Regions from separate parts of the Homo sapiens genome. Here region 2 is linked to region 1. Evidence: chromatin contacts called from ENCODE Hi-C or POLR2A ChIA-PET data. All regions are on one chromosome and are shown on one strand. The core of a region is the stretch at or near the end of the contact, and the rest is flanking DNA. Distances in the headings are between cores, read along the strand shown.

Region 1 (2,879 bases), core at 216-2,715:
GATAACAAATTCCAACCTGACTCTGGTATAGCATCATATGACAGATAGCACTCTCTGAAGGAAATCAAGTGTATTTTACCTTAAAATATATTTCATTGACATATTTTGAAATGGCCCTGCAAAGCCATCTTTCATGGAGGAAGTTTGTAGAGAATCTTCATTCATGCAGCCTGGCCTTTCCCGATCTAGGAGAGATTAACTAAGAGTCTGACACCTGGCTGGGCGTGGTGGCTTACGCCTGTAATCCCAGCACTTTGGGAGGCTGAGGCAGGCGGATTACAAGGTCAGGATATCAAGACCATCCTGGCTAACACAGTGAAACCCCGTCTCTACTAAAAATACAAAAAACTAGCCGGACATGGTGGCGGTGCCTGTAGTCCCAGCTACTCAGGAGGCTGAGGCAGGAGAATGGCGTGAACCTGGGAGGTGGAGCTTGCGGTGAGCCAAGATTGCGCCACTGCGCTCCAGCCTGGGTGACAGAATGAGACTCTGTCTCAAAAAAAAAAAAAAAAAAAACAGAGTCCGACACCTGTTAAGTTCTGAAAAGAGACATTCAGTATCTATTCTCTCTGAAGGCTGCTACCTGGAGGCTTCATCTACATAACAAGGACCTTGCCTTCCACAACTCCCCTTATGTGAACCCAAGCATTTCTTTCTACCAACTTCAAGCCTTTAGACAAAGCTTAACTGTTTCAAACAATTGCCAATCAGAAAATCTTTGAATCTACTTATGACTTATAAGCCCCCCACTTCTCACCTTTGAGATATCCCACCTTTCCAGGCAGAACCAATGTACACTGTACATGTACTGATTTATGTCTTTGTCTGTAACTTCTTTCTCCCTAAAATCTATAAAACCAAGCCATAACCCGACCACCTCAGACAGCCTCTGTCAGGACCCCTTGAGACTGTTCTCTGAGTCATGGCCACTCATATTGGTGCAGAATAAACCTCTTCAGCTGTTTTACAGAGTTTGGTTTTGCCAGTAACACTCACGCTTTGCACTTTGTCCACCTCGTCCTTGGGGTATCCTCACTCTAAACCACAGTGTTTAGTATATGGTTGGCACTTGATACATATTGCTGAATAAATGATCAGGCCCTTTAAGAACTGGTTAAGAACAAAACAAAAGCAAGACTGCCCTTTCTATGGAAAAATAAATACTTAGATGTCCAGACATGTTTATACTCAACTTCCTGAATTTCCCAAAAGGAAATGCGGGGAGGGGATGAGATGAGGTCTGCTCTAGTTAACTTGCTTGGAAGCAGCAATTTTGATCATGGAACTATTAAAATGTATGTGACCTTCCAAAAAAAATAAAGAGGGGAAATAGTTTCAATGTTCCAAACTCCCTCTTTGGGTCTGAAACATGTGTCACTGGCAGGTCACCCTCCCGGGAGTGCATGTCTGAAACGTGTCACTGGCAGGTCACCCTCCTGGGAGTGCACGCCTGCACGAAGCCCATGTTTGGCTGTGCCTGGAGTGTCTCCATTAGCGCTGGCACATAATGCTGCAGCCTGCGCCAGCTGCTTTTCAAACAGATTCACTGGCAACAGAAAAGGAAGAAAAAAAAAATCCAAGGTCTTAGGGTACATTTTTTTCATTCTCTTTCTACAGCTAAAAGGAAGCTGGAAGCTTGAGAAGGATTCACAGTAGCTGAATAATAGCCAGAAAGGGAGATTAGCAAGGAGCATTGTGAGAGCTGGGAGATTTTTCTTGGGTTTAGCACGAGAAGAATGTAATGCTGTGTGTGTTTGACTTGCTCGTTCTGTTGGTGTCCCCCCTCCCTTGGCTCCAGAGCCCCTGTACGCCTTCCCTCTTCCTTTGCCAGTAAGGGATTGACATGGGGTCAGTCATGAAGACGCTGTCTCCCAGCCCCACCCCAAAGGTCACAGCAGGAGGCTGCTGCAGGCTGCCTCTCAGGCTGCCAGTGGGAACAAAGATGAGGGCTGCTCAGCTCTTTTCTGGCTACCCAGGGAGAACAGTAAATCCCCTGGTGCTGCAGAGAGACCTGGACTTGGCGTGGAGACATGCTCCTTCCAAGTGACTAATTGTCAGATTTTCATATTTCATAAGGCACGCCAGCAATGAACAAGCAAGCAAAGGGACCGCAAATTAAGAAAATTACTCTAATTTATTGGTAACAATCAACCTTCATTTTCCTCTTTTCCATGGAACTTCTTCCTAATGACCTCCCCTCCTACAGCTGTGTCATTTGGATAAACACATCTCTCAGACATTTTTTAATGAAATTTGAGGCTATTCACGAAGGAGGAAGGGGAGGAAAAAGAAAACTCCTTATGCTCATCTCCCTTCATATTGTAGATGGTTCATAATGAGCACAGTGTCTTTTGAGATGTACTTGAAGGCATATTTTTCCATTTCCCGTAAATCTTCATGCTCTGGGTGTCCCAGTCATTGAAGCTGTGGGTTGCAGTGCTCCAAGAGTAAAAGGGTTCAGGAAATGCGACCGCAAAATATACTGATTGCTTCAAATGGAGGGCACTGGAGGAGCAGCAATGCAGGGAGGGGCTTTCTCTGAACCTGCCTATCTGCCTAAAAACCCAACTCTCCAACAGGAGCTCAATTGTCATGCATCTCCTCCCTGGGAATCTCATCAACCTGGGAGGATTATCCAGGAGAGACTTGGGGTCCACAGGACATCCAGGCAGACTCAGTCACAGGCATCACCCATTCACCTTCCCCCAGGTCATTCTCTCACCCCAGGCTTCCCGCACCTCCCCTCTTTCCCTGGGAAGAGGTTTGTGGGCTTCCAGACCACACTGGGTTTGGGCACTCACTTTTCTTCCCTGGGCTGCCCCTGTGCATATAATACATGTGTTTGCCTTTTCTCCCACTCATCTGCCTACTGTCTGCGT
Region 2 (3,226 bases), core at 563-3,062, 220 kb before region 1:
GAGACTCATGTCATCCAGATTTTGGAGGAAAAAGGTAGCAAATAAAAATATACTTCTTAGAAGTAGATCTCAGTTACTACTTATTTTAAATTTCACAGTAGATTCCATCTTTTGTAGATAGGGGTTTTGTTCAAAGTTTTTGACCAAACATTTTTATTAAATATTTTCAATAGTATTATAAGTGATCTGACATTTTTGGTAACAAAACAACCAAAGAACTGACTTGAGTAAAGCTGAAATGTTGCTGAACCAGAATCTAATCCTTACTCCGTCATTTTCTTACCAGGGATTTTGATTTGACTGACCAGTTTCAATCCACAGTAACAGCTTTGTTCCTAAGAGACTATAAATCAAGGAAATACTCACTACCAGGCAATTCCTCCTGCAATTCGGGGTCTGTGCTGTTATTATGAAGCAACTGACAGCAAACATTTGCTGCAAGTATGAGCGCAGATTTGGATGAGGTGTGCGGTGTTTTTGGTTTCACTCTTTATCTCTGAAACCTATCTGCTTGTGAGAAAAATTGTGCAAGAAAAGAAGTTTTACTGCCACATACCTCAGCTGTCCTAGAACTCAATGCAGAGGCTTCGCTTCCTTTCTTTCCTTGGATTCTGAGCCGGGGGAGCACAATGGGGGTCTTGTGCTCTGGGCCAGCAAGGCATGCAGATACTCGGAAAGGAGGTGTGAACGGCTTCCAATACCTACACTGTTTGCTTTACAACTACCCCAACTAAATCAAACAGGACACCAAGACACTCAGTCCAGGGTAAGCAAGTACAAAATCCACTGGCTATTATGACCCACATAGAGAACAGAATTCTTCAATTTAAGTGTGTACATAGCTGTGTTAAGAGTTAAATAAATCATTTACGAGGCTTAAAAAGAAATGCTTCTCATGTAGTTCTTTTTCATGTAGTTCTCTGAATACAAGTCAAAGTGCAGGTCACGAAAGAATCCATTGTTCACAAGCGAGAAATGTTGTTGGCTGTGAGGACGGTTCAGAACAAGCCATCGTAGTCTGCTCAAACAGTAAATATTGGTTTTAAAACCCCAAAGCATATCGGTCATGTTTTTTATCTTCCAATTGCTAGAACCAAAATTCACTGAAACAACTCTATGTCTCTGATACTATTTTCTAGAAATGTGTGTGTATGCGTGTGTGTATGTGTCTGTGTATGTTTGTTTGGTAAATCCAAATCACACAATCAACGTAAATCTTTCAGGCTAAGTTTTGCCCCAGTTATTTTTATGCTGTGCTTTCAAAAAGGTCAAAAAAGCTTACCTCTGTCAGTGTACTGGGACGCTCAGGAAGCCCCTTCTCCGCCTCGGCCTCAGCGTGCAGACATATGCCCTGGGAGCCCACAATCTGTTAACAGGAAGCAGGTAAACCCGAGAGCGTCCGCCTGCGTTCCAGTCCAGTGCCCGTCCCAGCACACACCTGCTTTTTCAGACCTGCCGCTCATATGCCACAGCCACGCACAGGACCAGCGTTAGCAGAGTGCAACACCCTCCGTTTGGATCCCTCGTTTTCAGGGTAAGCAGCTAGGGAGCTGCTGAGATAATATTGCAGGGAAAGCTTGCCTTCCCAAGACAAAAACCTTTGCTGCTGCCTGATAGCAGATATGCAGCATTATCACTCTGCATTCCACATTCTCCAATCAGCTAATTGGAACGGCAGTCAACAGCCTGTCCAAAAGGCAGCTTGCAGGCCTGCGTGGCTGTGATCATTGTATACTAACATGCCCATTGCTTCTCTCTTCCCTGAAGAGATGTATAAAAGAGGCTTCTTCCAGGGCGAAGCTCAGCAGAATATGCCACACTGTTTTCCATAAGTAAAATGGCTGGTCCTCTCAGCTCTGCTGCAGACAGCTCATTGGGTTCCACTGGCTTTTCGTAGCCATAGCAACAACCAACAGACAGACTTAGCAAGCATGGCTGATCATGTGCAGCACACTCACACAGCTTGTTAATTTCTTTTCATCAAACTCATCATTTTTTTGAGGAGGGTAGCTTCTGTTATCTTTCTACACATTTCACCGATAGTGCAAGTGCTCCGATTTTTCTGCTCTCCTGAAGAACTCTTTTTTATATGAGCCGGGGCTATGTATGAAATCGAGGAAGTGAAGCCCTATTAGTGGCTATCCAGGTTAATAACATGCAAATCACTTAAGAGACCCTAACTGGAAGCATTGTCAAAACAAGCCCCACCTTCCAGTCATAGAATGAGTGCAGAGAGCTGCAAACGGGAGAGTTACACTTTTTGTTTTTAAATGATAATCTTAGAGCCACTTAATTGAAACAAAACCCTGTGAATTGCTATATAGGGTCAGAATAATAACTAAATCAGGTAGACTATTTTAATAAGATCTTTAAATATCCATTTACTTATGGCTCAACTTATCTGATTACTTTAAGATGCTTTTTATGCAATTTAAAATAGAATTTTTAAAAAATCCTATTGCTTCTACGGCAGAAAATGATTCTTTAACTCAATCTTATTTGTAAATTAAAAATTCTTTTTAAAAAATCCGCACCTAATTAAAAATTCTTTGACTTTAAACATTACCTTCAAGGCAAGAATAGTTTTACTTCCTCAGTAAAATGGATCACATTCCACCCGTCCATAACATTTCACCTCCTCTGGGAATCTACCATGATTAATGCCATGAACAACGTAAATCTTCTGCAGAACCCCCAGGCTTTTCTTCTTTTTCAGGACTCTATCACCAGTCATATTCTATCTGATATATTTCCAAGGCACTGTCCCATTTATTTTTGTTTCTAGCAATCTGTTTCAAATAGTTATGTTAACACTTTGGACTTGTAAATATAGATGTTCTATTTGCTAAGTAGTCATTGATTTAGGATTCCGTCAGTATTGCGTTTCCCTACCCATGTTAACACTCCTGCCTTCAGTATTAATTCCCAAATTTTGACTGCATAGGAATCCTGTGGATGTAGATTTGGGGATGCCCGCTCCCCTTCCTCCCCAACCGGATTCACATTAGGTAGGTCTGAGCCACCCAGGGTCAGCGTATCCATGGAGGACAAGTGGGTGGCGCTTTCCTGCTTGGGAGAGTCCTCACCGCTTCAGATCGCCTCCAGCCAGCCTACCTTTTCTCACTGAAGTTCCCTTCCCTGAAGTTATTTTGCATTTGCTGTTGCTGAGCGTGCCCCTGCCTTCGCCCTCAGCCTCCCATTCTACTATTCACTGCCCACGTTTCAG

What was found. A loop is a pair of places that touch in the nucleus more often than their neighbours do. ChIA-PET counts read pairs that join two places held with the same protein, here RNA polymerase II (POLR2A). Pooled maps may share reads with other maps.
Region 2: a loop to region 1 is called in a map of sigmoid colon, with 3 times the contacts of the local background. The contact joins the promoter of SORBS2 here to the enhancer-like site in region 1. A Hi-C loop is called at or near these places in 12 of 168 maps with a recorded cell type or tissue (Caco-2, Calu3, HepG2 and 7 more), 1 of 37 single-sample maps with no recorded cell type and 8 of 50 pooled maps. POLR2A ChIA-PET finds 5 or more read pairs at or near these places in 2 of 52 experiments (MCF 10A and WTC11).

What each region holds. Positions count from the first base shown.
Region 1 is chr4:186,028,391-186,031,269 of GRCh38, forward strand. No RefSeq gene overlaps it. Among named protein-coding and RNA genes, the nearest start is that of TLR3, 39 kb to the right of the region's middle. Within about 2 kb of position 1,466, at least 23 of the 41 ENCODE cell types and tissues checked have a DNase peak (open chromatin) inside an H3K27ac peak, as active enhancers do; they include heart left ventricle, heart right ventricle, prostate gland and 2 more, where a contact is called at or near this core.
Region 2 is chr4:185,810,382-185,813,607 of GRCh38, forward strand. SORBS2 (sorbin and SH3 domain containing 2) reads right to left here and starts at 1,813. Exons shown (of 27, transcript NM_001395207.1): 1 at 1,283-1,813.